Regions from separate parts of the Homo sapiens genome. Here region 2 is linked to region 1. Evidence: chromatin loops called from intact Hi-C (ENCODE). Cell type or tissue: Calu3. All regions are shown on one strand. Each heading gives the region's core, and the rest is flanking DNA. Links, peaks and the distances in the headings are about the cores only. Region 1 overlaps KLF8 (KLF transcription factor 8). Region 2 has its middle 87 kb from the start of RRAGB.

What was found. Hi-C counts contacts between places; a loop is a spot of excess contacts. Peaks named below come from ENCODE experiments on the same cell type or tissue, not always from the same donor. Only the 100,000 strongest peaks of a DNase experiment are listed, where the experiment ranks them.
Region 2: it touches region 1 in a loop (6-fold over the local background); 6 of 110 quality-filtered maps call a loop at or near these places.

The regions. Positions count from the first base shown.
Region 1 is chrX:56,244,383-56,252,731 of GRCh38, reverse strand. KLF8 (KLF transcription factor 8) reads right to left here. Exons shown (of 6, transcript NM_007250.5): 2 at 2,428-2,501. Among named protein-coding and RNA genes, the nearest start is that of KLF8, 16 kb to the right of the region's middle. In Calu3, for the core only: no CTCF peak of the experiment used is centred there; a DNase peak (open chromatin) is centred at 4,061.
Region 2 is chrX:55,800,797-55,809,145 of GRCh38, reverse strand. No RefSeq gene overlaps it. Among named protein-coding and RNA genes, the nearest start is that of RRAGB, 87 kb to the right of the region's middle. In Calu3, for the core only: no CTCF peak of the experiment used is centred there; no DNase peak of the experiment used is centred there.

The DNA.
Region 1 (8,349 bases), core at 100-8,099:
ATACCAAAAAGAAAGGAAATCAGTATATCAAAGAGATATCTGCACTTCCATGTTTGTTGCAGCACTATTCACAATAGCTAAGATTTGGAAGCAACCTAAGTATTCATCAACAGATGAATGGATAAAGAAAATGTGTTACAGATACACAATGGAGTACTATTCAGCCATAAAAAGAATGAGATCCTGTCATTTGCAATAACATGGGTGGAACTGGAGATTATTATGTTCAGTGAAATAAGTCAGGTATAGAAAGACAAATATCACATGTTCTTATTTATTTGTGGGATCTAAAAATCGAAACCATTGAACTCATGGACATAGAGAGTAGAAGGATGGTTACCAGAGGCTGGGAAGGGCAGTGGGGTGTTGAGGAGGAGGTGGTCATGGTGAATGTGTACGAAAAAATAGTTAGAAATTGTCTGGGTGCAGTGGCTCTCTCCTGTAATCCCCAGCACTTTGGGAGGCCGACATGGGCAGATCACCTGAGGTCAGGATTTTGAGACCAGCCTGGCCAACATGGTGAAACCCTGTCTCTACTAAAAATACAAACAATTAGCTGGGCGTGGTGGCATGTGCCTGTAGTCCTAGCTACTCAGGAGGCTGAGGCAAGATAATTGCTTGAATCTGGGAGGCGGAGGTTGCAGTGAGCTGAGAAGCCACCACTGTACTCCAGCCTGGGCAACAGAGAGAGACTCCATCTCAAAAACAAAAAAAAGTTGGAAATAACAAATAAGACCTACTATTTGATAGCATGATAGGGTGACTAGAGTCAATAATAACTTAATTGTACACTTAAAAAATATCTAAAAGAGTGTAATTGCATTGTTTGTAACACAAAGGATAAATGCTGCAGGGATGGATACCCCATTCTCCATAATGTGATTATTTCACATTGCATGCCTGTATGAAAACATCTCAATGTATCCCATAAATATATACGCCTACTATGTACCTACAAAAATTAAAAATAAGGCCAGGTACGGTGGCTCACACCTATAAACCCAGCACTTTGGGAGGCCGAGGTGGGCGGATCATGAGGTCAGGAGTTCGAGACCAGCCTAGCCAATATGGTGAAACCCTGTCCCTACTAAAAATACAAAAATTAGCCGGGCATGGTGGTGCGTGCCTGTAGTCCCAGCTACTCAGGAGGCTGAGGCAGAAGAATAGCTTGAACCTGGAAGGCAGAGGATGCAGTGAGCCAAGATTGTGCCACTGCACTCCATCCTGGGTGACAAAGCGAGACTCCGTCTCAAATAAATAAATAAATAAATAAATAAATATATAAAAATTCAAAAAATAAAATAAAAGTTGAAATTATAACAAAAAGATTCCTAAATGTAACCAACTTTATCTGATGAATTAAATAAAGAAACAGACAAGTATTGTATATACAACACTGTATACTCAAGTCTATAGGTGATTTAAGGATTTTCAAGGTTAATTTTGACTGTATTTGAGTTTCACTCATGCAGTGAATTTGCAACCCCAAGAAAGACGGGACTTCAACATCTAGCACAGAGCCCTGGGACATAAAATCCAGATAACCTGTTTCGAATCCTAATTCTTGGAGTGTTCAAGGCCAGTTTTATTTTCCATCAAATGGGGAAACTAAGAATAATGATGGTTAATTTTATGTGACAACTTGGCTGGGCTACAGTGCCCAGATATTTGGTCAAACATTATTCTAGATGTTTCTGTGAAGGTATTTTTTTGGATGAGACCAACATTTAAAACATTGTACTTTAAATAGGGCACATTACTCTCTATAATGTGAGTGGTCCTCAACCAATCAGTTGAAGACCTTAGTTTTTAAAACAAAGACTGTCCTCCATAGAGCAAGAAAGAATTCTTCTCACAATCTGCTTTTGGACTCAAACTGTAACTCCTTCTGAATCTCCAGCCTGCCGGCCTACCCCTGATGGGGTTTTGGACTTGCCATGCCTCCACAATCTAATGAGCCAATTTCTTGAAATCTCTCTCTCTCTCTCTCTCCATGTACATATATGCATACACACACACATACACCATACACACATATCCTGTTGGTTCTGTTTCTCTGGAGAATACTAATTAATACACTGTTCAACAGGATTATGGTGAAGATTAAATAAGACAATGCATTTAATCTTCATCCTATCTGAAATATGAAATAGTGCTATATAAATAGTTGCTATTGTCTACTAAAGGTCTACTCTTGTCTTTATAGCCTTGATTCCAGAGGCTATGTTTCTTTTAGGCCAGATCTACTCCCCAGCTGACTATGAAACCAAGGCATTCATATACTTTCTAGAAATATGTCTTCCTTCACCTCTTCTCAATCCCCAAACATGTTATAGAAAGAAAAATGAGTTTAAATTCTGTAATCACTACCAGGTATTCAATACTATTATGGCCCAATATTAGCACCCTATTTTCCTGATAACTGACCTGCTTGAATACCTGCATTGAGCCACCTTCTGAATTAAGTTGGACCTCCAAGTTGTTTATGAGTTTATCCATATCTGGAAAAGAGAAAAGGAAAAGACAACTTTCAGAATAAAATCTAACCCACTATATGCATAAATATGCCATTAATGTTATGTGTGTTCTATGACCTTTATCTTTCAGTGCTTACCAGATACTGATAAGTCATTGAAACCTTCTGATTTATTTTACTCATCAAGATGGACCTAACTTTTCCCCAATAATATTAGCTGCTCCCCTCCACCAAACTGCATGCAGGTAATCTGTTTCTTCCTATTTCTCCAACATGCTCTGCCTTCAGAGGAACATCAGTATAGCTACAGTTTTCAGTATTCTACCTTCCTGGTCTAGTTCTTGCTTGAAGGAGTTCCAAGCTCCTATATATATATTTACCCGAGTGAACTTATTTACACATCAAGGCCAAATCTCTCTAGAGACGTATTTTATCTGTCTACGTCTCTTAAATCTGCAAGCCAGGTGGGGTAATAAAAACAGTTTTCTCTTTCTTCTTTAGTTTTTCCTCTTAAAAAAAGGAATTAGTGTCTTAATTCAGCTGCCTTAAACCATCAGTCATTCATACTAGAAGCACCTACTAGCTTTCTTCCTCAACCAGATTTTCTGGGAGTTAGATGTGCAGCACTCACATCCCATAATCTTTGGCAAGGCCTTTTTTTTCCTAAGCCACAACTTGTCCATCTATGATTAAAAGATTTCAGACTATCCTCTGCAGAACCCTAAGGCTTCCATGGAACTTGGGGGTGGGGTTTGTTAAATTAAGGTTAGCTTAAAGCTTCCTCCTTACATATTTCAAGTTCAGCCTAAAGGTTTCCCCATCCATAATGAACCATAACCTAACTGGATGTGTAGACAGTGTAATCTACTGTTGCGCCAATCACAGAGTTTCAGCCAATTACAGGCAGTCAACAACTCAAAGTGTTTGAATAAGGCAAATACTGAGATATAACCAATCCAGCTGTTTCTGTACCTCACTTCCATTTTCTGTCCATAAATATTATCTGACTACATGGCAGCCCCAGAGTTGCTCTGAATCTATTATTTCTTCTGGGGGCTGCCTGATTCATGAATCATTCTTTGCTCGATTAAACTGTTAAGTGTAATTTGTCTAAAGTTTCTCTTTTAACAGGTTAATGGAGGAACTGTAGTAAGTAATAAGAATAGTAGAAGCCAGAATTAAGAAAACTGACTTCCAATAGAATCTGAGCTCCTTGCAGGCAGATACTTTCATCTTTGTTTTTTTCACTAATGTATTCCAAGGCCCTAGAACATTGCCTGGTACATGGTAGGTGTTTAATCACATTTTCGAAGGTTTTTGATGACAGTGACAGAAAAGGAGAGTGAGGGAATGTGTTTTCTCAAGTACAGAAATTGGAAAAGGGTGGAAAAGAACGAAAGAAAATTAGAGAATTTATGCATGAAAGATGCCTGAGGTGTAATTAACTATGAAGTGAGAGGTGGTAGAGAGGGTAGCTAAGCTTTTTCTGATTTCTAAGACAGGAAAAGGAGGTGTGATGGTGGAAAAAGAATGTGAGGTCAGGTAACTCTCATACAGCCCACAGGGGGGCACCAAAACGCCAGGAGAGCTTTCTTTGTTGCTGCCAGAACCATGCGTAGGAGTGGAGAAGATTCGATTCTCCCTCTGCATTCACACAACACCTTCAACAGGCTTCATTATTTCTAGCAAGTACAACTTAAGACAGCCAACTCCAATCTGTTCTTCGATTCCTATGGATTAAGAGACAGCAGAGTTGAGGAAGCAGAGTGATTCTGAGAGGCTATATTAGCTTCTATGAACCTCAGTTTCTTCACCTGCCAAAAGAGGGGGTAACACGGTATTGCCTTAACAGAGTTAATGTGAACATTCCATGTTAATACATTCATATGCCATGTAATGACGTTTCAGTCAACGATGACCCACAGATACGACACTGTTCTTTTTTTTTTCATACTTTAAGTTCTAGGGTACACGTGCACAACGTGCAGGTTTGTTACATATGTATCCATGTGCCATGTTGGTGTGCTGCACCCATTAACTCGTCATTTACATTAAGTATATCTCCTAATGCTATCCCTCCGCTCTCCCCCCACCCCATGACAGGCCCCAGTGTGTGATGTTCCCCTTCCTGTGTCCAAGTGTTCTCATAGATACGACAATGATTCTATACAATTATAACAGAGCTAAAAAATTCCTATCACCTAGTGATATCATACCCGCTGTAATGTCACAGTGCAAAGCATTACTCATGTATTTGTGGTGATGCTGGTGTAAACAAATCGACTGTGCTGTCAGTCAATATAATTATATACAGTATGTAATACTTAACAATGATAACAAATGACTATGTTATTGTTTTCTGTATTTACTACACTATACATTCTATCATCATTTTAGAGTGTACTCCTTCTACTTACTAAAAAAAAGTTAATTATAAAACATTCTCAGGCAGGTCTTTCAGGAGGTATCCCAGAAGAAGGTATTGTTGTCATACCAGACGGCAGCTCCATGCATGTTATTACCCCTGAAGATCTTCCAGTGGGACAAGATATAAGGTAGAAGACAGTGATATTGATGATCCTGACCCTCATAGGCCTAGGCTGATGTGTCTTTGTGTCTTAGTTTTTAACAAAAACTTGTAAAAAGCAAAAAAAAAATAATTAACAATAGAAAAAAGCTTATAAAATAAGAATACAAAGAAATAAAATATTTTTGTACAGCTGTACAGGATTTGTGTTTTAAGCTAAAAAAGTTATAGTAAGCTAAGGTTAATTTATAAGAAAAAATTGTTTATAAATTTAGTGTAGCCTAGTGTACACTGTTTAAAAAGTCTAAAGTAAGGTACAGTAATGTCCTAGGCCTTAACATTCACTCGCTACTCACTAAGTGACTTACTCAGAGCAACTTCTAGTTCTGCAAGTTTCCTTCATGTTAAGTGGTGTTCAGGTACACCATTTTAAAATCTTTTATGCCATATTTTAACTGTGCCTTTTCTATGTTTAGATACACAAATATACACCATTATGCTACAACTGCCTACAGTGTCCAGTACAGTAACATGCTATAGAAGTTTGTAGCCTAGGAGCAATAAGCTATACCATATAGCCTAGGTTGTAGTAGATTATACCATCTAGGTTTATGTTAGTACATTCTATGATATTCACACAATGTAAAAATTGTCTAAGGATGTATTTTGCAGAACATATCCCCTTCATTAAGGGATGAATAACTGTACATGTAAATACACTTAAAACAAATCCTGGCATATAGAACACTCTCAGTTAGCTATTATCACCACCATTATTATTGTTGATTATCAGAATCTTGAACTCTGGCCCAAAGAATCTGTCCTGTGTATCAAATAGGACTTTTATACCCCATGAGTTCACAAACCTGCTCCACCTCTTATATTTCTAATCTTAATTTCTAGCACCACCATAAACCCAGTCTATCAGTCTAAAAACCTAGGGGTCAGCCACCTTTGACTCCTCTCTCCCTATCTTCAGCCAGTTGGTTATCAGCTATAATAATTCTCCTGCAGATATATCTCTTAAATCTAGCCCTTCATCATTTCATAGTCACTTCCTTCCCCTTCTGGTCAATACTCCACATTGCTCTCAAAGTGTAGTAAAACATGTGGGCTCTGGAGTGAGTGCCTAGAATCACATTCTGATTCTGTGACTTCTTAACAGTAAGAAGTTGGGCAAAGTTTTTCCAGCCTCCTGTGTCTGTTTTCTCATCTGTAAAATGGGAATAATTATAGTACCAGGTCACAGAATTACTATGAGGATGTATCAAGTTGATATATGTTCAAGTATTTACAACAGTACCTGGCACAAAGAGGAACTGTCCGTTTCCTTCACCACCAGGTGAGCCCTTCAATAGTTACCTAGTCTTGTTCCTTTTTTTGTATCCCTATCTTTTAGCAGAGCATCTCCTATACACTATGTACTAATGTCCAGTGAATAAAGGAATGAATGATCAGGGAAATGAGGAAAGATAGAGCCATATCCAGAACTATAACTGCCCATCTTCAAAAGCTTTAATAGCAACAATCAAGGAGCCTGAAAAATACTTCTTGGCCCTCCTATATCACAAATATTTTAGTAAAATAGTATAAGAGGGAGAGCTGACAATTAATAATGTCTCAGCCATTTCTGGCTAGTGCCCTCACCCAGAAAACAGCCAAATGGAATAGCCATTAGGTAATCCTGGTCAACCTTCTAAATATTGGTAGGAATGACTATAAGGAAAGATACTGGGAAGGTATATAACCTCCTTTTTTAAATTTAATTTTAAAAAATATTTACCCAGGCAAAATTGAAAACTGAAGAAAATTAAGGCCCACAGAAGGTCTTAAAGAAGGCTCTGTTTTTTTTTGAAGAGGGATTTATGAGCCTCTTGCTCTTCTCTAGAGTTGGAATTTCTGCTCTAAGTGCCTAAGAGAGACCAGACAGCTGCACAAAAGCTGTCAGGGAAGTGGTAAGGAAATATACAAAAGGGGGTTATAGTATATATGGCCTGGGCCATTGAGATGTGAATCACTCAGGCAGGAGGACACCAGAAATGCAAATTACCAACTTGAGGTAATAACCATTATTCTGCTTGGATTGGCTCTTCAAGCCTTTGTGTCTACAAGCTGGACTTTCTGGTCCTTCTCCTAAGGGCATGGGTCCTATAGAAGGAAACAGAGGAGGAAGAAATAGGGAAGAAGATTGAGTCCCATCGCCAGTGGGTCAATGTCTCATATATGCAGGACATCACAAACCACATTCCAGGTACTGTGACTACAGGAGTTTGATAAAATTATGTAACTTTTGTCATGTCCCCAAGTTTATATTATACAAAAGTGGCATTTCCTATAATGATCAGCTTGTCTTACAAAAGTGAACAGTGCCTCCAAGGAACTGGAGCAGGTGCTGGCTAAGAAGAAAACATCCCATCCTTTGGCCAACCCTGAAAGGGAAAAATGCCTAGAGATAAAGTGACAAGGGGTGCAAAGCAGAGTCATTAGAACCTACAACTAAAAAGAAAGCAGAGCACTGGAAACCCTGACCCGGGCCTAAGAAAGACCTTGTGCTTTGACAGGATACAGCATTTGGACAATTCAAATAATGTCTTATATACATCAACATAGCTTTACAGTAAGGAAATACACAGCTTTCATATAATTTCCATTTCACACATAATAAATTTGGAGGCCTGACATCACATAGTTTAGAAGTGCTAGAATCAGAACTGAAACTTTAGTCCTCTGACTCAAATTATAGTGCTCCCCAACCATTTTCTAATACCTCAAATCTGGTGAGCACCTTCTTTCTGAAAAACTGTCTGCTAAAAGAAGAACACATTTAAGGACAACACAACTAATCACTTAGGAAGATCTTAAGCAGATATCATTCATCTTTGGCCTCTAACCTATAAGAAGTACTGGAACTATTTAAAAATAAAAATCAATGCTTAAGGGTTTTGAGAAAGACTACAGTACACATTTATTTTCAGACAATTTTATTGCACATCTTCCAGAGGAATTAAGAGTAGTGTTGCAATGGGCCTTTGGGAAAGCCTTCAGGATATCTCTGCAGCATGACATTAATAATGGAATGGTGATAAAAAGAACTATAACAGCCGACATTCATTGAGTGCTTACTTTGTGTCAGACACTGTTCTGTTTATATCTATTTATCTATCTATAGATATCTTCATTTAATCCTTACAACCCTAGTAGTAGGCACCATTATTTCCTCATTTTAAAAAGGAAGAAAGAGGGCCTGGCACAGTGGCTCATGCTTGTAGTTCCAGCACTTTGGGAGGCCAAGGCGGGAGGATAACTTGAGCTCAGGAGTTTGAGAATAGCCTGGGCAACATAGTGA
Region 2 (8,349 bases), core at 56-8,055, 440 kb after region 1:
TAACATCACAATTAAAAGAACTGGAGAAGCAAGAGCAAACACATTCAAAAGCTAGCAGAAGGCAAGAAATAACTAAGATCAGAGCAGAACTGAAGGAAATAGAGACACAAAAAACCCTTAAAAAAATCAGTGAATCCAGGAGCTGGTTTTGTGAAAAGATCAACAAAACTCATAGACCACTAGCAAGACTAATAAAGAAGAAAAGAGAGAAGAATCAAATAGATGCAATAAAAAATGATACAGGGGATATCACCACTGATCCCACAGAAATACAAACTACCATCAGAGAATACTATAAACACTTGTATGCAAATAAGCTAGAAAATCTAGAGGAAATGGATAAATTCCTCGACACATACAGCCTCCCAAGACTAAACCAGGAAGAAGTTGAATCTCTGAATAGACCAATAACAGGCTCTGAAATTGAGGAAATAATTAATAGTTTAGCAACAAAAAAAAGTTCAGGACCAGATGGATTCACAGCTGAATTCTACCAGAGGTACAAGGAGGAGCTGGTACCAGTCCTTCTGAAACTATTCCAACCAATAGAAAAAGAGGGAATCCTCCGTAACTCATTTTATGAGGCCAGCATCATCCTGATACCAAGCCTGGCAGAGACACAACAAAAAAAGAGAATTTTAGACCAATATCCCTGATGAACATCGATGCAAAAATCCTCAATAAAATACTGGCAAACTGAATCCAGCAGCACATCAAAAAGCTTATCTACAATGATCAAGTGGGCTTCATCCCTGGGATGCAAGCCTGGTTCAACATATGCAAATCAATAAACATAATCCAGCATATAAACAGAATCAATGACAAAAACCACATGATTATCTCAATAGATGCAGAAAAGGCCTTCAACAAAATTCAACAACGCTTCATGCTAAAAACTCTCAATAATTTCGGTATTGATCAGATGTATCTCAAAATAATAAGAGCTATCTATGACAAACCCACAGCTAATATCACATTGAATGGGCAAAAACTGGAAGCATTCCCTTTGAAAACTGGAACAAGACAGGGATGCCCTCTCTCACCACTCCTATTCAACGTAGGGTTGGAAGTTCTGGCCAGGGCAATCAGGCAGGAGAAAGAAATAAAGGGCATTGAATTAGGAAAAGAGGAAGTCAAATTGTCCCTCTTTGCAGATGACATGATTGTATATCTAGAAAACTCCATTGTCTCATCCCAAAATGTCCTTAAGCTGATAAGCAACTTCAGCAAAGTCTCAGGATACAAAATCAATGTGCAAAAATCACAAGCATTCTTATACACCAATAACAGACAAACAGGGAGCCAAATCATGAGTGAACTCCCATTCACAATTGCTTCAAAGAGAATAAAATACCTAGGAATCCAACTTACAAGGGATGTGAAAGACCTCTTCAAGGAGAACTACAAACCACTGCTCAATGAAATAAAAGAGGATACAAACAAAGGGAAGAACATTCCATGCTCATGGGTAGGAAGGATCAATATGGTGAAAATGGCCATACTGCCCAAGGTAATTTATAGATTCAATGCCATCCCCATCAAGCTACCAATGACTTTCTTCACAGAATTGGAAAAAACTACTTTAAAGTTCATATGGAACCAATAAAGAGCCCACATTGCCAAGTCTATCCTAAGCCAAAAGAACAAAGCTGGAGGCATCACGCTACCTGACTTCAAACTATACTACAAGCCTACAGTAACCAAAACAGCATGGTACTGGTACCAAAACAGAGATATAGACAAATGGAACAGAGCAGAGCCCTCAGAAATAAGGCCGCATATGTACAACTATCTGATCTTTGACAAACGTGACAAAAACAAGCAATGGGGAAAGGATTCACTATGCAATAAATGGTGCTGGGAAAACTGGCTAGCCATATGTAGAAAGCTGAAACTGGATCCCTTCTTTACACCTTATACAAAAATTAATTCAAGATGGATTAAAGACTTAAATGTTAGACCTAAAACCATAAAAACCCTAGAAGAAAACCTAGGCAATACCATTCAGGACATAGGCATGGGCAAGGACTTCATGTCTAAAACACCAAAAGCAATGGCAACAAAAGACAAAATTGACAAATGGGATCTAATTAAACTAAAGAGCTTCTGCACAGCAAAAGAAACTACCATCAGAGTGAACAGGCAACCTACAGAATGGGAGAAAATTTTTGCAATCTACTCATCTGACAAAGGGCTAATATCCAGAATCTACAATGAACTCAAACAAATTTACAAGAAAAAAACAAACAACCCCATCAAAAAGTGGGTGAAGGACATGAACAGACACTTCTCAAAAGAAGACATTTATGCAGCCAAAAAACACATGAAAAAATGCTCATCATCACTGGCCATCAGAGAAATGCAAATCAAAACCACAATGAGATACCATCTCATACCAGTTAGAATGGCAATCATTAAAAAGTCAGGAAACAACAGGTGCTGGAGAGGATGTGGAGAAATAGGAACACTTTTACACTGTTGGTGGGACTGGAAACTAGTTCCACCATTGTGGAAGTCAGTGTGGCGATTCCTCAGGGATCTAGAACTAGAAATACCATTTTACCCAGCCATCCCATTACTGAGTGTATACTCAAAGAATTATGAATCATGCTGCTATAAAGACACATGCCCAAGTATGTTTATTGCGGCACTATCCACAATAGCAAAGACTTGGAACCAACCCAAATGTCCAACAATGGTAGACTGGATTTCATGCACCATGAAATACTATGCAGCCATAAAAAAGGATGGGTTCATGTCCTTTGTAGGGACATGGATGAAGCTGGAAACCATCATTCTCAGCAAACTATCTCAAGAACAAAAAACCAAACACCACATGTTCTCACTCATAGGTGGGAGTCGAACAATGAGAACACGTGGACACAGGAAGGGGAACATCACACCCTGGGGCCTGTTGTGGGGTGGGGGGAATGGTGAGGGATAGCATTAGAAGATATATCTAATGTTAAATGACAAGTTAATGGGTGCAGCACACCAACATGGCACATGTAACAAACCTGTACATTGTACACATGTACCCTGAAACTTAAAGTTTAGTAAAAAAAAAAAAAAGTATGAATTATAGTAACCTTCTTAAAAATAAAAAATAAAAAGAAAGAGCAAGGCATGTGAATATTTGAGAAACGAGTGATCCATGTAGAGGGAACATCAAGTCCAAAGCCCTGATGCAGAGCAAGAGCATTTAAAGAACAGCAAGGAGAACATTGTGGATAGAATTCAGTAGGCCTGGGAGGGAGTAGTAGGTGAGATAAAAATAATAGGTCATGTTGGTCCTTTTATGTCTTATAAAAAATTATGAATGTGTTCTAAGTGTGATGAGAGGTCATCTGAGAGGATTTTTGTTTGTTTGGGGATTGTGTGTGTGCATGCACGCATGTGTCTCTGCTTTGCTTTTCTGTTAATTGTTAAAACATTTTTATAATAGAAAGTTTCAAATATAAACACAAAAGTAGAATCATATAATGAACTCCCTTGTACTTGTCATTTTTAATACTTATTAAGTCACGGTCTCTCTTGTTTCATCTATACACCCACCTAACTGCCTACAGATCCAAATTTGGAAGCAAATTCCGCACTTGCTATCCTTTCATACATAAACATTTCAGCATTTATATTTGAAAGGTAAGGATCATCTGAGAGTTTTCAGCAGGGGTGTGTTAAGTAAGTTACTATGAGGATGAAATGAGATAATGTAAATAAAATGCCTCATGCATAGTGGGTGCTCTCCAAATAGCAGTTATTATCATTATTACTCTGGCAGGATACTGAATGAAGTTGAAATCTTGAATGACATTGGGACCAGAATGGCTAATAAGGGTGGATACAGAACTAGGTTTCAGATCGGGTGGCAGATAAGCCAGCCAGGAGCCAGGTATGGCAGAGACTGGATAGGGATGGATCCAGATCAGGCAAAGAAGCTATTACCACTAGGGCTATCACACAGAGCCAGTTCTCCAAGGAAAGCCGCAGACAGCCAGGGACATCTCAGCGCTAAGTTCCCTCAGTACCACAATGAGTATCTCTGCTTAAATGAATCCTTAGGAAGGCATGACCATGGAGCTTTCTGTTGACCCTTCCCAGGTTCACTGTGGCCAGGGATTTGTAGAGACTCCAATGCCTGATGACATTTTGGTGGTCCAGAGTTTCAGTTTCTGGGGAGTTAATTAAGCAATCTTCTCCTTAGCATCTCTCTGAGCCAGGTGTTCCAGATTCATCTCACTGTGGATCTACAACTGGATCAACTTTTATTAATAGTATTAATATCTACTATGATTGAGTACCAAATATGTGCCAAGCATTGTTAGGGAGCTTTAGATACATTATTTCATCTCTTTCTCCTCACAGCCTTGTGAAGCTGGTATGGTGGTGGTGTTACCATTTTATTGATGAGGAAATTGAGGCTCAGAGAGGTTAAGAGACTTATTCAAAATAATGCATCTAGAAAGTGTAAAGTTGGTCTGTTTGACTTTAATGCCAATCTTTTTACTTCTACACCAGGTTACTTTAGAGAAAAATCACTGTGTTTTCCATGTTCAGACATATATGTAGCTCTTGCCAATCTGGGCCACTGAAAGTTGTACCCCACCTACTCCATTAAGTATGTAGCAGAAGAAAGACCAACTTTCTTCCTTTGGGGGTTTCAGACTCTAGTCCCCAAGGGCTCTGCCTAAGAAAGCATGGCTAGAGGCAGAGAAAGTGTCTGGAGTGGAAAAGTATGAAGCATGCATAACTTTGGCCATCTTTTCCTTACCAGAGAACAGTCTCAGAGTAAGACAATGTGTCCTGCCTCAGATTATGTGTCTTGCCTCAACATGAAATGAACTGATGTTATCCTCAAATGCCCCCAGCTACAAAATGCTTTTGTCTTGCTGAAAGTTTCAGGAGTTACCTTAGAAATCTGGCTCAGAAAATCATCAAGCTGCAGGCTCAAGCACTGTAACCTACCCGCTCCAACTGAGAATGTAAAAAAATGTGACTACACAGAAATCTAAAAGCTATTAACTAAAGCTAGATTTATTCTCAATCTCAGTTCATGCAGCATTTCTCTCTCTCTCTCTCTCCTCTCTTTCTCCCCTCTCTGTCTCCTCTCTCTCTTTCTCTCTCTCTCTAGCACAGAGACCATCTAGAGCAGAAGCCTTTTTTCACTGATTCATCATGGATTCTGTGACATGTCAGGCACTGTACTATGTTGTGCGGAGTCAGTGAGGGAGGAAAAACAGACATGTTTATGCCCTCAAGGAGTTTCCAGCCTAGTGAGACCTTTTTTGCAAGCAGACTATCTTCAGTATAGGCTTGTTGAACATATGAAAGGAAATTGAAAACAACTTGAGCTAAATCAGCCTCAATACTGTGAGGCAGATTTAGCTTTAACCTCATCTAGAAATAACGTGTCTGTCCAGATCTGTTCACTTTAATCTGACATTCCCGGGCTATACAGGGTGCATACAGGGTGCAGTCATCTCCTTCTCTAAGATCTTTTCTGTTACTCTAGCAGTACAGCAGTAGAGGATAGTGGGACACAATAAACTGCCTTGGACTTAAGTCTCAGTTCTGTCACTCACTAACCATGTGACTTGTGGGCAAATAACCTAACCTCTCTGTGCCTCAGTTTTATCATCCATAATAAAACCTAATTAATGGAAGTTTTGAGGATTAGAGTTAAATATATGAATGCTTAGAAGTGTGCCTAATATATGGTAAGTAATCAATAAATGTTGGAAATTATAATTGTTACTCTGGAGCTACAATGAAGGGAGCTATTAAAATTTAGTTGTTTCCAACTGAGCCATTTGAAAGAAATTCAGTTTCCTGTTTTAATGTGATGAATATTTGTCTGCTTTCTCTTCTATACTGAGCTCAGTCTTTCCAGTCTCAAAAAGAGCATATATGTGGTATTCAAAATATATACTAGGCAATCTTTCACTCAGAAACTGTTGGTCAGACATTCTAAGAAATTTATTTTGGGATAAGACCAGGCCAAGTATGAATTTTTAAAGGAGTTATGAAAAGAAATACTTGCCTGGACATTTCTGCCATCTTATTGTTTTTCTTCCCTGCATCACTTCTTTCCTTTATCACTGTCCACTCTTCATGTCCAGTGGATGTGGCTTCTGCCTCCTCCGCTCCAAAGCAACTTAATTGTCAAATTAAAATAAAGAATTGCCAGCATACAAACTGAGTCTATGTGTTATTACATTCTCACACAGCTATAAAGAAATACATGAGACTGGGTAATTTATAAAGAAAAGAGGTTTAATTGGCTCATGATTTTGCAGGCTGTACAGGAATCACTGTGGCATCTGCTTCTGAAGAGGCCTCAGGGAGCTTTTACTCATGGAAGGAGGCAAAGCAGAAGCAGGTGTCTTACATGGCAGGAGCAGGAGGAATAAAGAGAGCGGGGATGTGCCACACATTTTTAAACAACCAGATCTTGTGAGAACTCACTATCACAACAGTACCAAGGGGATGGTGTTAAACCAATCATGAGAAACCGCCCCCACTATCCAACACCTTCCACCAGACCCCACCTCCAACATTGGGGATTGATTAAAATTTGACACAACATTTGGGAAGGGACATAGATCCAAACCATGTTAGATTATTCCTAGGTCATAGCTGACGCTGACTCAATCTTTCTACAGCATATGACTATGTTGACCAACTAATTTATTGTTTATCTTTTCTTCCTTGAGGAAATAAAAGAGGAATAAGATTTAACACTTAGCATGTGCTAAGAGGTTTATACCTATAATTTTATTTAATTCTCACACCTTTAAGGTATTAACCCAACATTGCAAATAATGATACAGATTCTGAGAAGTTAAAATGAATTTGCCTGAGGCTACACAGCTGTATGTTATCGCATCCAGAGAAGATTGGTTTATGCAGTAGAAGGAACCATGATTCTGATTGAGACACTTCAAATTCTGGCTCCACCATAACTAGGTTTGTGACCTGAGAAAGTACCTGAATTCTATTTGTTCCAATTCTTCACTTGTAAAATTGAGAGAAGAATAGTATCTACCTCAGAATACTTATGAAGTTTACATGAGATAATTATGCTTATAAAAGTTAAACAGTCAGTAGTCAGGCACTTGAGGACCCAGACTGTTTCTCAGGTAACCAGCTCTTTGCTGCCATCGCCTGACAAATCTAGTGGTTTTAAGGAATAGTGAGCAATTGGAACAAGCAGATTTTCTTAAAAGTAAAATTGTCTGTAAACTCCCTACCTGAAGAGCCACTAAATTCAAGGCTCTGATCTTGCATTGAATTCAGTATAACATTTTAGACCCCACTTATTACACTAAAGATATTCTACTAAATTGAAATAGGTAATGAAGGCCATGATCCCAAATAATTCAGACAGTAGACAATCATGTAGAGTTTTAGAGCAGAGCTGAAACTGTTGAGTACTGTGCTTTCAGAAAATTAAATCCACCTAATCAGTCATAAGAAAGAAATAAAAGAGGGAGAGCCTAGAGACAAAGAGACTAGGCAGGAGGTAAATGAATCATATAAGTCAATGTTATTCACTGTCAGCTGCAATTCTGAGAGCCATCTGAGTGGAATGCAACCATATAGTCCCATTTTTGTAAAAAGAATAATTATCATCATATTACCCAGTGGAAGCTCATGATGATGTTCAGTTCCTCCTTTTTTCACCTTAATGATCCCTCCCTACAATCCAGTTAGTCACCAAGGCATGTCCATTCTGTCTGCAATGTCTCTCCCAACTCTTCTTTATTTACAAATTCCCTTTCCACCACATTTTCAGATTACTTATCCTGTAACTACAACAGAGGCTTTCAAACTGAATGTAATACATGTAAGAACAACATTTCACATCAAAACCAAACACACACAGACATACACACACACAGCAAAAGTTTCACAGAAATGATATGCCTTGCTTCATGTGGTGTATACTGATATTTTCTAGTTTAATGTAGTCTATTTTTTTGTTTAATTTTTTTTTTTTTTTTTTTTGAGACGGAGTTTTGCTCTTGTACAAGCTGGAGTGCAATGGCACGATCTCGGCTCACTGCAACCTCCGCCTCCTGGCTTCAAGCAATTCTCCTGCCTCAGCCTCCGAGTAGCTGGGATTACAGGCACCCACAACCAGGCCCGGCTAATTTTTTGTATTTTTAGTAAAGACGGGGTTTGGCCATGTTGGCCAGGCTGGTCTCAAACTCCTGACCCCAGGTGATCTACCCGCCTTGGCCTCCCAAAGTGCTGGGATTACAGACGCGAGCTACTGCGCCCAGCCTATTTTGTTTTTCTTAAACATAGTAATGATGTTCCATGAAATTAGATGCAGTTAGGACATTT